Regions from separate parts of the Homo sapiens genome. Here region 2 is linked to region 1. A link is a loop called in an ENCODE intact Hi-C map of the cell type or tissue named here. Cell type or tissue: HCT116. All regions are shown on one strand. Each heading gives the region's core, and the rest is flanking DNA. Links, peaks and the distances in the headings are about the cores only.

Region 1 (10,448 bases), core at 2,348-7,347:
TGATACAGCGTGGGAGGGGATAATACAAGGGCATGCACACCAGTAGGCAGGAGTCTTTGGGGGCTCTTTGAGGTTTTTTGTTTCTTTGTTTTGAGACAGAGTCTCGCTTTGTCACCCAGCCTAGAGTGCACTGGTGTGATCTCGGCTCACTGCAACCTTCCAGGTTCAAGCGATTCTCCTGCCTCAGCCTCCTGAGTAGCTGGGACTACAGGCGCACACCATCATGCCCAGCTAACTTTTTTGTATTTTTGGTAGAGATAGGGTTTCACCATGTTGGCCAGGCTGGTCTTAAACTCCCGACCTCAAGTGATCCGCGCACCTTGGCCTCCCAAAGTGCTGGGATTACAGGTGTGAACCACCATGCCTGCCTGGGGAATCTTTTGAATGCCACCTGCCATGGACATAATTCACATATGATGAAATTCACAGATCTTAGGCGTACAGTTTTATCAGTTTTAACAACGGAATATGTTTTTTTTTCGAGATGAAGTCTTGCTTGCTCTGTCGCCAGGCTGGAGTGCAGTGGCTTGATCTTGGTTCACTATAACCTCCCCTTCCCGGGTTCAAGCAATTTTCCTGCCTCAGCCTCCTGAGTAGCTGGGATTACAGGAGTGCACCACCGCATCCGGCTAAATTTTGTATTCTTAGTAGAGACAGGGTTTCACCATGTTGGCCAGGCTGGTTTCGAACTCTTGACCTCGTGATCCGCCCACCTCAGCCTCCCAAAGTGCTGGAATTACAGGCGTGAGCCACCACGCCCAGCCCAACAATCAAATATTCTAATATAACCCATATTCCTATCAAGGTTTTGAACATTTTCATTATGTCAGAACATTCTCTCATCCCCTTCCCAGTCAATTCCCCCTCACTCCAAGTAACTACTGACCTTATTTCCATCTCTATATAATCCACAGTTTTGCCTGGTCTAGAATGTGATAACATTGGAATCATAGAGTATGTACTCTTTTGTGTCCAGCTTCTTTTGTTCTGCATAATGATTTGAGATTCATCTATGTTGTTGTGTATCAATGGTTCATTTCTTTTGATTGTTAAGTTAGGCACTCCCACCTTTGTGTGGTTCTCACCCTTATTAAATGTGCCCTGTAACATGACATCTGGCAGTTAACTCTTCATTTCTACTTCTACTAGACTGTGACCTACTAGACTGTGACCAACTCAAGGACAGAGGTTGTATGTATCTCATTTATTTCTGGGTCCCCAACATGAGCTCAGTGCCTGGAAGGCAGTAGACCTGGGAACTGTCACATCCTGGAATTTGGGAGTTGGCTTGATGGGAAGTAGGGGACTGCAGGGAGTTGAGGGGCACTGACAGGACACCTGATCACTGGGGCTGGAAATCACTCCAAGACCCACCATTCACAGGCCCCATGAGCTCAGAGGGCTCTCCAACCAGAAGTTCCAGGACAGAGAGGGGGTTCCAGCCCAATAAACACAGAGTGGGCAGTGAGTCCACAGCTGTTACTCTAGGGCTCGGTCTTCCGGCCACTGGAAAACTCACCAACTGGGGACGGGCCTGAAAAGAAAGTAAAAATCGATTTTCTCTCACTTGTTTCTCTTCCCCTTTCACCCAGAGGGTGCACCTGACAACTAGACCCAACCGTCTGGCAGAGTTTGAAGCCCCTGCCCCCTCCAGCCCCACCCTCTCATGCTGCTCACACTGGCCCCACCCTCAGCAGGGCCATGAGGATATGAGGGTTGAGGCTCCAACACCTGCAGGCTTTCTGGAATCCCAGAAGCCCTAAAGCATAGACTTAGGGGTCAGAGCTGGCACTGAGTTCCTGCTTTACCACCCTCTGGTTGTGTGGCCTTGGCCAGATTACTTCCTCCTCTGTAAAACAGGGCCATAATTCCAGCTAGCAGGGTAGGTAAAGGGCTACTTACCTGACGGAAGTAGAGGGCTAAGTGCTGTGGATGGCAGAGAAAGGATGGGGTGACTTGGTGGTGGGAGGAGCCTGTGAGACCTTCCGTGTTTTTCCAGAAAGGTAGAATTAGCACCAGAGGGCCAGGCGCGGTGGCTCATACCTGTAATCCCAGCACTTTGGGAGGCCAAGGCGGGCGGATCACCTGAGGTCAGGAGTTCAAGACCACTCTGACCAACATGGCAAAGCCCTGTCTCTACTAAAAATACAAAAATTATCTGGGCATGGTGGTGCATGCCTGCAATCCCAGCTACCTGGGAGACTGAGGCAGGAGAATCGCTAGAACCCGGGAGGTGGGGGCTGCAGTGAGCCAAGATCACACCACCACTGCACTCCAGCCTGGATGACAGAGCAAGACTCCATCTCAAAAAAAAAAAAAGGCCGGGCACAGTGGCTCACGCCTGTAATCCCAGCACTTTGGGAGGCCGAGGCGGGCGGATCACGAGGTCAGGAGATCGAGACCATCCTGGCTAACACGGTGAAACCCTGTCTCTACTAAAAATATTTTTAAAAAATTAGCCGGGCCTGGTGGCAGGCACCTGTAGTCCTAGCTACTCGGGAGGCTGAGGCAGGAGAATGGCGTGAACCCGGGAGGCGGAGCTTGCAGTGAGCCGAGATCGCACCACTGCACTCCAGGCTGGGCGACACAGCAAGACTCCGTCTCAAAAAAAAAAAAAAAAAAAAAAAAAAAGAATTAGCGCCAGAGTCCACAAATGAGAACAAAAGCTGAGAAATGCTCCACCTTCCAAGCTCAGAAGCTCCCCTGAAGGGTTGATAGGAAGTGCTATTTCAGCAGAACTAGCACTATGTAGTGCTGTTCTATGCAGGAGCTATGCAGGGCTTGTGAAACGAAGCCATCTGTCCCTGTCTCCCTCAGGGTAGGGCAGGCAATTCCCCCAAGACAGGTTTTGCAATATGACCTTTTTACTTTGTCAAGGGGACCAGTCAAATTCTCCTCCTGGCCTTGGTGACTGCTACTAACCCAGAGAATGCAGCAGAAGTTACAATGCACCATTTCTCAGGCTAGGCCAAAAGAAACCTTGTAACTTCTTCCTTGGTCTCTTAGAAAGCTCAGTTTACAGGCACTCATTTTTGGTACCCAGGTGCTATGCTGTGAGAAGCCAAGCCACATGGGGAGGCCACGTTTAGGTTCTCCAGGTGACAGTCCCAGCTCAGGCACTGGTCATGTGAGTGAAGCAACCTCCAGGTGATTCCAGCCCCCAGCCATTTGAGTCTTCCCAGCTAAGGTCCCAGACATCATGGCGCAGTGTATTAGTTATGCACTGTTGCATGGCAAGTTACCCCCAGAATGTAACAGCTTAAAACAATAAATATTTATCATCTCACACAGTTTCTGATAGTCAGGAATCCAAGAGTAGCATATCTGGGTGATTCTGATTCGAGGTCTCTCATGAAATTGCAGTTAAGCTGTCGGCAGGGCTGCAGTCATCTACTTTCTCTGGGGCCAGAGGATCCATTTCCAAGCTCATTCATGTGGCCATTGGCAGGAAGCCTCAGTTCCTCTCCAGGTGGGCCTCTCCATAGAGGCAGCTGGCCTCACAACACGGCACCTGGCTTCCCCAAGGGAGTGATCCAAGAGACAGAGAGGCAGAAGCCACAATATCTTCTTTTTTTTTTTTTTCTGAGACAGAGTCTTGCACTGTCACCCAGGCTAGAGTGCAGAGTGGCACAATCACAGATCACTACAGCCTCTACCTCCTGTGTTCAAGCAATCCTCCTGCCTCAGCCTCCCAACTAGCTGCGACTACAGGTGTGAGTCATTGCACCGGCTAATTTTTTTTTTTTTTTGAGACGGAGTCTCGTTCTGCACCGGCTAATTTTTAAAAATTTTTTTGTAGATACAGGGTCTCCCTATGTTGCCCAGACTGGTCTCAAACTCCTGGCTTTTCTCAATCAAGTAGAAGCGATCCTTCTACCTTGGCCTCCCCAAGTGCTGGGATTATAAGTGTAAGATACCGCGCCCAGCCTCACACTATCTTCCACAACCTAGCTTCAAAAGCGACATACTATCACTTCTGCTATGTTCTATTGGTCACACAGACCAACTGATATGGTGTGGCAGGGGACTACACAAGGGGGTGAATACCAGGGGGGAGGGGACTTTGAGAGCCATCTTGGAGGCCACCTACCGTAAGCAGAGACCAGTCATCCCCACTGTGCCTTGTGAAACTCCTGACCCACAGATTCCATGACCATGATGAAATGGTGATTGTGTTATACCTCGAAGTTGAGGCTGATCCGTTAGTTACACAAGCTAACTGGAACAGAGCTAACTAGGACAGTAGCTAACTGGAACAGAGCCAAAAGAATCATTCATCAGGTGTGCGGTGCCACCAGAGGGCATCTGACTTCTCCTTCCCTGATGATGTTTGCTGAGCAACTACACTTGCCAACCTGTCCTGGTGCTACGAAATAGGGGAAAGGGCATGGAGAGGGAAGGCCAAGGATGTGATCAGGTGGCAAGGAGTGGCAGAAAGATGGATTCTGAGATTTTTTCTGAGACAGGCCTGTGTCCACAGGCCCCAGGCTGGGGCTGCAGAGGGTAGATGTGATGGGGCAGCAGGCCTGCGGGGGGCAAAGAGGTGCACTGTGAAGGGTGAGCCAGAGGCCACCAGCAGAGGAGAGCAACTAGGCACCAAGCCCTTTTGCAGCGTGCTACTCCATCACCCCGTGTCTACAGATAAGGAGCTGAGCAGCTGTGATGTCTGAGAGGACAGGAACACAGACACCTCGCGAGAAGCGAAGAAGAGGTCAGCCAAGGGCCAGCAGGGGACATCTAAGGAAACAAGTCCTTTTTTTCCTTCTTGTTTCTCCCCACCAGAGGGCAGACAAGAGAGAGCAGACCCATCTCCCCTCCATGCCATAGGCCTGCCTGCTGGACTGTGAGTCCCAAAGGAGACTGACCTTCGAAAATGGAAAGACCAAGTTAATGGCTGAAACAAGAGACTGCATTAATAACTAAAAACGACTGAAAAGTTTTGGAACCAGCTGGAGATGTCATCAAGGGGGCCAAATGTCCGTCAGGAAAGGGGATGACAGATTACAGTTGGTAGAAATTATTTTTAAAAATAACTGTTAGGCCAGGTGCTGTGGTTTATGCCTGTAATCCCAACACTTTGGGAGGCTGAGGTGGGTGGATTACCTGAGGTCAGGAGTTCAAGACCAGCCTGGCCAACATGGCAAAACCCCATCTCTACTAAAAATACAAAAATTAGCTGGGTGTGGTGGCATGCACCTGTAATCCAGCTACTCAGGAGGCTGAGGCAGGAGAATCGCTTGAAACCAGGAGGCGGAGGTTGCAGTGAGCCGAGATCCCACCACTGCACTCCAGCCTGGTGACAGAGCAAGACTCCGTCTCAAAAAAAAAGAAAAAGAAAAATACAAAAATCAGCTAGAGGTGGTGGCACCCACCTGTAGTATAGTCCCAGCTACTTGGAGAGGTCGAGGCTGAAGTGAGCTGTGATCGTGCCACTGCCCTCTAGCCTGGTCAATAGGGTAAGACCCTGTCTCAAAAAAAAAAAATTTTTTTTTGTTTGACGTTTACTTTAAGATTTTGATTTTTCTCAATCAAACTTGTCCCCAGAGTTATTGTTGTTATTGTCCTTGGCTGCTCCTCTTTTATCTCATTCATTCGCTCACACATAAGCACTTATTGTATGCCAGGCACTGTATTTGGCACTGGCCCTGGGATGCTGTGATAAGCAAAACAGACTCAATCTCTGTCTTCATGGAGCTTATAATCCTCCTGGAGAGGGAGATTTTTTTTTTTCTGAGACAGAGTCTTGCACTGTTGCTTGGGCTGGAGCGCAGTGGCGCAATCTTGGCTCACTGCATCCTCCACCTCCCAGGTTCAAGCAATTCACCTTGCCTCAGTCTCCCAAGTAGCTGGGATGAAAGGCACCCGCCACCATGTCCAGCTAATATTTTTGTATTTTTTTAGTAGAAATGAGGTTTCACTGTGTTGGCCAGGCTGATTTCAAACTCCTGACCTTGTGATCCGCCCATCTCAGCCTCCCGAAATGTTGGGATTACAGGCGTGAGCCGCTGCGCCTAGCCTTTTTTTGTTTTTTTTGTTTGTTTGTTTGTTTTGAGATGGAGTCTCGCTCTATCGCCAGGCTGGAGTACAGTAGCATTATCTTGGCTCACAGCAACCTCCGCCTCCTGGGTTCAAGTGATTCTTGGGGCTCAGCCTCCCGAATAGTTGGGATTACAGGCACACACCACCAACCCAGCTAATTTTTGTATTTTTAGTGGAAACGGGGTTTCACCATGTTGGCCAGGATGGTCTCTATCTCCTGACCTCGTGATCTGCCCGCCTCAGCCTCCCAAAGTGCTGGGATTACAGGTGTGAGCCCGTCCTGAAACGTAGATATTAAATAGTTAATCGCATAAATACAGGCTATGATAAGTACAGTTAATTAGAAGTATAGCCAATTAGTCACACATCCTGTCCATTCAACTTCCATATCTCATAAGCCTTCTGCCACTTCTCTCCATCCCGGATGTCTCTGCCTTGGTTCAGGTTATTTCTTTGGCTGTGATCTGTTACCATCCAGCCCTTTCTCCACCCTTCCCCCAAGAGATCTTTCCAAAAGGTAAACTCTGTTGCACACAGCTAATTGTTCCCCAGCATCTATTCTTTTTTTTTTTTTTTTTTTAATTTATTTTTTTATTGATAATTCTTGGGTGTTTCTCACAGAGGGGGATTTGGCAGGGTCATGGGACAATAGTGGAGGGAAGGTCAGCAGATAAACAAGTGAACAAAGGTCTCTGGTTTTCCTAGGCAGAGGACCCTGCGGCCTTCCGCAGTGTTTGTGTCCCTGATTACTTGAGATTAGGGATTGGTGATGACTCTTAACGAGCATGCTGCCTTCAAGCATCTGTTTAACAAAGCACATCTTGCACCGCCCTTAATCCATTTAACCCTGAGTGGACACAGCACATGTTTCAGAGAGCACAGGGTTGGGGGTAAGGTCACAGATCAACAGGATCCCAAGGCAGAGGAATTTTTCTTAGTGCAGAACAAAATGAAAAGTCTCCCATGTCTACTTCTTTCTACACAGACACGGCAACCATCGGATTTCTCAATCTTTTCCCCACCTTTCCCGCCTTTCTATTCCACAAAGCCGCCATTGTCATCCTGGCCCGTTCTCAATGAGCTGTTGGGCACACCTCCCAGACGGGGTGGTGGCCGGGCAGAGGGGCTCCTCACTTTCCAGTAGGGGCGGCCGGGCAGAGGCGCCCCTCACCTCCCGGACGGGGCGGCTGGCCAGACAGGGGGGCCGACCCCCCCCCACCTCCCTCCCGGACGGGGCGGCTGGCCGGGCGGGGGGCCGACCCCCCCACCTCCCTCCCGGACGGGGCGGCTGGCCGGGCAGAGGGGCTCCTCACTTCCCAGTAGGGGCGGCCGGGCAGAGGCGCCCCTCACCTCCCGGACAGGGCGGCTGGCTGGGCGGGGGGGCTGACCCCCCCCACCTCCCTCCCGGACGGGGCGGCTGGCCGGGCGGGGGGCTGACCCCCCCACCTCCCTCCCGGACGGGGCGGCTGGCCGGGCAGAGGGGCTCCTCACTCCCAGTAGGGGCGGCCGGGCAGAGGCGCCCCTCACCTCCCGGACGGGGCGGCTGGCCGGGCGGGGGGCCGACCCCCCCACCTCCCTCCCGGACGGGGCGGCTGGCCGGGCGGGGGGCCGACCCCCCCACCTCCCTCCCGGACAGGGCGGCTGGCTGGGCGGGGGGCTGACCCCCCCACCTCCCTCCCGGACGGGGCGGCTGGCCGGGCAGAGGGGCTCCTCACTTCCCAGTAGGGGCGGCTGGGCAGAGGCGCCCCTCACCTCCCAGACGGGGCGGCTGGCCGGGCGGAGGGCTGACCCCCCCACCTCCCTCCCGGACGGGGCGGCTGGCCAGGCGGGGGGCTGACCCCCCTACCTCCCTCCCGGACGGGGCGGCTGGCCGGGTGGGGGGGCTGACCCCCCCATCTCCCTCCCGGACGGGGTGGCTGGCCGGGCTGAGGGGCTCCTCACTTCCCAGTAGGGGCGGCCGGGCAGAGGCGCCCCTCACCTCCCGGACGGGGCGGCTGGCCGGGCGGGGGGCTGACCCCCCACCTCCCTCCCGGACGGCACGGCTGGCCAGGCGGGGGGCTGACCCCTCCACCTCCCTCCCGGATGGCACGGCTGGCCGGGCGGGGGGGCTGACCCCCCACCTCCCTCCCGGATGGGGCAGCTGGCCGGGCGGGGGGCTGACCCCCCCCACCTCCCTCCCGGACGGGGTGGCTGCCGGGCGGAGACGCTCCTCACTTCCCAGATGGGGTGGCTGCCGGGCGGAGAGGCTCCTCACTTCTCAGACGGGGCAGCTGCCGGGCGGAGGGGCTCCTCACTTCTCAGACGGGGTGGTTGCCAGGCAGAGGGTCTCCTCACTTCTCAGACGGGGCGGCCGGGCAGAGACGCTCCTCACCTCCCAGACGGGGTCTCGGCCGGGCAGAGGCGCTCCTCACATCCCAGATGGGGCGGCGGGGCAGAGGCGCTCCCCACATCTCAGACGATGGGCGGCCGGGCAGAGACGCTCCTCACTTCCTAGATGTGATGGCGGCTGGGAAGAGGCGCTCCTCACTTCCTAGATGGGATGGCGGCCGGGCGGAGACGCTCCTCACTTTCCAGACTGGGCAGCCAGGCAGAGGGGCTCCTCACATCCCAGACGATGGGCGGCCAGGCAGAGACACTCCTCACTTCCCAGACGGGGTGGCGGCCGGGCAGAGGCTGCAATCTCGGCACTTTGGGAGGCCAAGGCAGGCGGCTGCTCCTTGCCCTCGGGCCCCGCGGGGCCCGTCCGCTCCTCCAGCCGCTGCCTCCCGGGCGGCGCTCGCCGGCGCGGCGGCAAAGACTGAGACAGCTCCGCTGCCCGCTGAACTCCATCCTCCCGGCGGTCGGGCGGCGGCGGCTGCGGTCGGTCACGGCAGCGGCTCCGCTTCATATCTGCAGCTGGGGCCCGCGGGCGTCAGCGCCGCGACTGTCCCGGCTCCGCACTGCCCCGGGCCGCAGCGCAGCCGCGCCAACCACCACCCGCGGCCACCATGGCCGGACGGGCTCCCTAAGCCACCGACCCCAGCCCGCGGCGCCTTCGAGCCTTCTGGGGCCTCCGGCGCCGCGACCTCCTCTGCTAGTCTTTTTAAATGTTAATGCTCTCCCTATTCTTCCTTTAGTAATAGAGCCTCTACCTGTTGGCTAGGCATATGTCTGTCCAGAATAAAAGCTATGTTTCCCAGTACCCCGGCTGCTAGTCGTGGCATTGTAACTAAGTTCCGGTCAGTGCAATGAGAATGAAAGTAACAGGTGCAATTCCAGGTTATGCCTTTAGAGGGAAGGGGGGCATCCCCCACTGCCCCATTACTCCTTCCTGCTGGCTGAAATGCAGAAGTGATGGTAGGAGCTGGAGCTGCCCTTTTGGACCACAGGAAGGAAGCCGCATGTTGATGTCAAACCAAGGAGACAGAAAAAGCCAGGGTTCCCTGATGGTAGAGCCACCATATCCACTGCCCCTTGCCTGCCAGGGTTTTGACATAAGCAAGAAGTAAGCACCTATCTTGTCTAAGTCATTGTTATTTTGGAGTCTCTGCTATAGTAGCTGAGTCTGTTTCCTAACCACAGTAGTTTCCTATTATCCAGTTTCCCTTTCTGCACTTTCACTTACCAAAGGACAAATGTGATCCAAAAATATTACATGGGAAAATTCCAGAAATAAACAATTCATAAGTTGTAAATTGCATGCTTTTATGAGCAGCATGATGAAATCTGGAGCCATCTCACCCAGGATGTGAATCATCCCTTTGTCCAGCGTATCCATGCTGTATACACCACCCACCAGCTAGTAGCTTAGTAGCGGTCCTATTTATCAGATCAACAGATCACAAGAAGGGTGAGCAGAGCACAATAAGATATTTTCAGAGAGATAAAGGGATTACATTCACATAATTATAGTGTATTGCTGTAATTGTTTTATTATTAGTTATTGTTATTAATCTCTTGCTGTGCCTAATTTATAATTTTTTTTTCTTTTTGAGGCAAGGTCTCATTCTGTCGCCCAGGATGGAGGGCAGTGGCACAATCACAGCTTACTGCAGCCTCAACCTCCTAGGCTCAAGCAATCCTCCCACTTAAGCCTCCCGAGTAGCAAGCACTACAGGTCCACACCACCATGCCTGGCTAATTTTTGTGTTTTTTGTAGAGATGTGGTTTCACCATGTTGCCCAGGCTAGTCTCGAACTCTTTACCTCAAGCGATCCTCCCTCCTCAGCCTCCCAAAGTGCTGGGATTATAGGTGCGAGCCACTATGCCTGGCCCTAATTTATAAATTAAATGTTAGGCCGGGCGTGGTGGCTCACACCTGTAATCCCAGCACTTTGATTCCCTCCACAAGGATTTCCTCACAGGCCATGTCTAATGTGTAGCATTTCCCAGCTGAGGGCGTTTTTGTTGCTGTTAATATCATACGCCTT
Region 2 (5,000 bases), core at 1-5,000, 65 kb after region 1:
ACCCAACAGCTCACTTAATCCTCACAGCTATCCTGTGGGGATGGAAATAGTCATTATCAATGGCCATTTTACAGGAAAGGAAACTGAAGAGAGGGAAGTAACTTAGGGTAACACAGCTTTTCAGCCTGACTCTGAGCTCTCTGCTTCTCTTAAGGGGCTGCTTAGTGGACTCAAAAGAGGTATCGAGTATCAGGTTTTGGTTTTTGTTCTGCTATCAGAAAATTTTTTGAAGATTGCCTGGGAGAGAGGTAGGACTTCTAATGATGCCAAAGCAGGAAGAGTCCCCCAGGATGGTGAAACTGAGGCAGGGGGGAGGAGACATGTCTTAGCTAGGGTTGCACAGCAGGTGAACTGGCTGGCGCTGGACCCGGCGGCAGGAAGTACCCGCTAAGCTTGGACCTGGATTCATTGGCCAGCCAGCCAGGCTGCCGCCCCTTATCCCTAAGGCCTCTGTTTCTCTGCTATGTAGGCCAGGCCCTCCTGTAGGTCACGCCTCAGTCATCAGTGATGGGGTGACAGAAACTGTGGGAGCCAGAGTGCAGCTGCAGTAGGAAACCAGCTTGGTTGCATCAGTACTCGGGTTCTAGCCCCACCAAGTTAGGCAAGGGCACCCCCCTACCTGGGCTACAAATCTCCCACCACTCCAGCCCCACCGTGTCCCCCTCCCTTTACCCCTGACCCGTGATGGCTCTGCCCCTAGCGACACTCTCGCTATGAGGGGCAGAGCCTCTCATCCCAGCCTGTGCCAGGCAGGAGCCCTGCTCCCATACGTGGCAGGGCCCACCTTGGGAGGTGGAGGATTCTCTCCCTAGGAGAAAGAGGATTCTGCTGGTGGATGACACCTGCTACTACTGACTCATTCATGCATTCAGTCTCTTCTAAGTTTGTTCATTCCATCAACACATTCTTTTTGTTTGTTTTTTGAGATGGAGTCTGGGAGGTGGAGGATTCTATCCCTAGGGGAAAGAGGATTCCGCTGGTGGATACCTGCTATTACTGACTCATTCATGCATTCGTCCATTCATGCATTCAATCTCTTCTAAGTTTATTCATTCCATCAACATGTTATTTTTGTTTGTTTGTTTTTTGAGATGCAGTCTCACTCTGTTGCCCAGGCTGGAGTGCAGTGGCATGATCTCGGCTCACTGCAGCCTCCACCTCCTGGGTTCAAGCAATTCTCCTGCCTCAGCCTCCCGAGTAGCTGGGATTACTGACACGCACCACCATGCCCAGCTAATTAATTTTTTTTTTTTTTTGTATTTTTAGTAGAGACAGGGTTTCGCTATGTTGGCCAGGCTGGTCTCAAATACCTGACCTCAGGTGATCCACCCACTTCAGCCTCCTAAAGTGCTGGGATTACAGGCATGAGTCACAACACCCGGCCTCCATCACAAATTCTTATCCAACCCCTTCTAACCTGACAGCCACACTGGGTCATGCCTTCTGCTGGACCCTGGGGACACAGAAAAGAATAAAGTGGACATGGCCCTGCCCTGGAGGAGCTTATAGGGTAGAGGGGCACTGTGTCGTGTCTGATGCTATAACACAAAGATAGACATGGGACAGCAGCAAGACAGAGAGGGAATGTGATGTGTGAGAGCAGCAAGGTGGGGAAAGATACAAAGGGGGACAGCATCTGCCTTGGAGGAAGAAGGGAGCAGTAGTTGGCCAGATGAAGAGTTAACGGTAACAAGCCCAATACAAACTCCGAAGGCATTTACTGTGTGCCAGAAGCTTTATTCTCATTAATTTCTTTTTTTTTTTTTTTTTTTTGAGACGGAATCTCACTCTGTTGTCCAGGCTGGAATGCAGTGGCACAATCTCCGCTCATTGCAAGCTCCGCCTCCCAGGTTCACGCCGTTCTCCTGCCTCAGCCTCCCGAGTAGCTGGGACTATAGGCGCCCACCACCACGCCCGGCTAATTTTTTTGTATTTTTAATAGAGATGGGGTTTCACTGTGTTAGCCAGGATGGTCTCAATCTCCTGACCTCATGATCTGCCCACCTTGGCCTCCCAGAGTGCTGGGATTACAGACGTGAGCCACCACGCCTGGCCTTTTTTTTTTTTTTTTTTTTGAGATGAACTCTCACTCTGTCACCCAGGCTAGAGTGCAGTGGCACGACCTCCACTCAATGCATCCTCTGCCTCCCAAGTTCAAGTGATTCTCCTGCCTCAGCCTCCCGAGTAGCTGGGATTACAGGCATGCGCCACCACTCCCAGCTAATTTTTGTATTTTTAGTAGAGATGGGGTTTCACCATGTTGGCCAGGCTGGTCTCGAACTCCTGACCTCAGCTGATCTGCTCACCTCAGCCTCCCAAAGTGCTGGGATTACAGGCGTGAGCCACCTCACCTGGCCCTCAATTTCCATCTTTACAACAAACCTGGAAAGCAGATATTATCAGCCCCCTTTTACAGATGAGGAAATTGAGGCTTCAGGAGGTTAAATGAATTTCCAAAGTGGTATAACTCATAAGTACAAAAGCCAGAATTTGAACCAGGTTTGTCTATCTCCAAATTCAGTGCTAAATTTAGACCTAGAGTTAAGTTAAAAAATACAGGATGGTAACTGCAAAGGACTGGAGGCTATATCCAAAAGAATAGCAATGGTAGTCTCGGGGGGGATGAGTTTACATTGTTATGCATTGATGTACATTTGAATTATGAGACAAGAGATGTTCATATATGCTGGAATTCACAATTATTCCTGCAGTACATTAGTTTCATTTTCTCTGATTCTTTTCTTTACCCCAGAAATGGAAATTGCTTAAGTGGGTTTTTTTTTTTTCTTGAATACAAGAATATAGGATCCTTTTTTTGAAAATCAGATGTCAATTTTAGGATGACCATTACCAGTGAGGTTTTTTTCCCTTTGTGTTTTCCTAACTTACTATATCAAGCACGTCTTTCATAATTTGAAAGTAATGTTATTTTTAAGAAATGAATTGCACACATCAAGGACTGGAGTGACCCAGCCGACGCAAGTTCCTGTAGTTCCTGAGAAAAAGGCTTGGAGGTTTTGCGTGACCTCAGACCAGAGTGAGTCAGCAGGGTGAAGTGGCTGCCAAAACACCAGGCAAGCAAGTAGAAACATGGTCCCAGATTTGAGAAGGAAACCTCCCCTGCTCCTCAGGGCTGATCAAGCTTATCTGAGGCTCAGACATACAGGAGAGCTACCCTGAAGCTAAAGAGAGACCTAAGCACAGCTGAGGGACCTTGGAGAAGAGGCCTTTAGGGGAAGGTCTTTACAGTGCATATGCAGTTGGCATGCCTGTATGAACAGGCTTGACCAGGCGGTTTACCCTACCCAGCCAAATAGTGAGCTACCTATTACTGCAAGTATGCAAGGAAAGATGGGAAGAGTACCTTATATTAAAGGGCAGCTGTGTGGGTGATAGATTGCATTAGCAGACAACCCAGATATTAAGACATACAGTGTTTGTAGGACATGAGGGGGAAAAGATACCTACCTAACTCAACATCTCAGAGGGAGTATACTAGAACTGTCAATAGTAAGCCAATTGGGTACTAGGCTTATTACATATATATCAGTGGTTTTCAAACTTGAACTACACCAGAATTCCTGGAGGGTGTGTTGTAACACAGATTGCTGGGCCCCATGCCCAGGGTTTCTGATTCAGTATGTCAGAAGTGGGGCTACTTCACAGGTGATGTTAATGCAGCTGGTCTGGAGACCACACTTTGATATGCATGATCTTATTTATTTGTCACTGCCACCTTATAATGGAGGTTCTGTTATCCCCATTTTCCAAGTTAAAAAAGCAAAACCAAACAAAAACATCATCTGAGGCTTCTCAGAGTTAAAATTACTATTTATAACTAGTAAGTGGCAGAACCAAGATCTTTGAATCCAGATCTTTTTTTTTTAACAGGCTTAATTCATTTTATTTTTTCTTGTGTAAAAACTCCGTTGACCGGGGCAGTGGCTCACACCTGTAATCTTAGCACTTTGGGAGGCCGAGGCATACGGATCACTTGAGCCCGAGTCCCAGACCAGCCTGGGCAACATGGCAAAACCCTGTCTCTACAAAAAACACACACAAAAAATTAGCTGGGGGTGGTGGTGCATGCCTGTAGTCCCAGCTACTGGGTTAGGGAGTGGCTAAGGCAGGAGGATTGCTTGAGCCCTGGAGGTTAAGGCTGCAGTGAGCTGTGGCCATGCCACTGCACTCCAGCCTGGGCAACCCTGTCTCAAAAAACAAAAACAAAACAAAACTCTATATTGTATACATAGCTGGAGCCTGGGTCCTCCGCACAGAGACTCTGGTCTGGGTCTTGATGAGATGGTCAGTGAACTCCTGATAGGGAAACTTGATGAATATGGTCTCTCTCCAGAGGTTGAGGGTCAGATAGCTATAATTCTTGGAGATGGCACCAAAGGTGGCCTTGGCGAAGTTGCCCAGGTGGCAGTGCAGCTTTGGGTTATGCTATGCCCATGATTTATCAGCTTTTTTTTTTTTTTTTTTTTTTTAGATGGAGTCTCTGTTGCCCAGGCTGGAGTGCAGTGGCGCCATCTTGGCTCACTGCAACCTCCACCTCCTGGGTTCAAGTGATTCTCCTGCCTCAGCCTCCCGGATAACTGGGACTACAGGCGCGTGCCACCACACCCGGCTAATTTGTTGTATTTTTAGTAGAGACGGGGTTTCACTATGTTGGCCAGGCTGGTCTCAAACTCCTGACCTTGTGATCCACCCACCTCGGCCTCCCAAAGTGCTGGGATTACAGGCGTGAGCCACCGTGTCCAGCTGATTTCTCAGCTCTTACAGCTCCAGGGTACTTAGGTTGTGGGCTCTCTGCTGGGGTAGTACTTTTTCTTTCTGTTATGACGCAATACACCTGGCTGAGGTGTAGCACTGGTCTGTACTAGCCATCAGCAGCATCTTGGGCACAGGGGCCAAGGTGATGCCATTGCCTCAGTGGGGCAGGGATAAGGCACACCAGCACAGAGCCACAGCAGCCTGTCACCTTGCAAGAGATGGTG

Evidence for each region. A loop is a pair of places that touch in the nucleus more often than their neighbours do. Peaks named below come from ENCODE experiments on the same cell type or tissue, not always from the same donor. Only the 100,000 strongest peaks of a DNase experiment are listed, where the experiment ranks them.
Region 2: a loop joins it to region 1, with 12 times the contacts of the local background. A loop is called at or near these places in 12 of 110 quality-filtered maps.

What each region holds. Positions count from the first base shown.
Region 1 is chr1:33,049,648-33,060,095 of GRCh38, reverse strand. LOC124903969 (a long non-coding RNA gene) reads right to left here and starts at 3,592. Exons shown (of 2, transcript XR_007065697.1): 1 at 3,288-3,592; 2 at 1,190-1,534. RefSeq lists an enhancer at 4,674-4,968. In HCT116, for the core only: a CTCF peak has its summit at 4,796 (motif pointing right); DNase peaks (open chromatin) are centred at 4,284 and 4,785.
Region 2 is chr1:32,987,478-32,992,477 of GRCh38, reverse strand. It overlaps the pseudogene LOC100419257. Among named protein-coding and RNA genes, the nearest start is that of RNF19B, 25 kb to the right of the region's middle. RefSeq lists enhancers at 1-265, 3,030-3,289. In HCT116, for the core only: no CTCF peak of the experiment used is centred there; a DNase peak (open chromatin) is centred at 3,017; H3K4me3 peaks cover 1,188 bases; H3K27ac peaks cover 2,974 bases.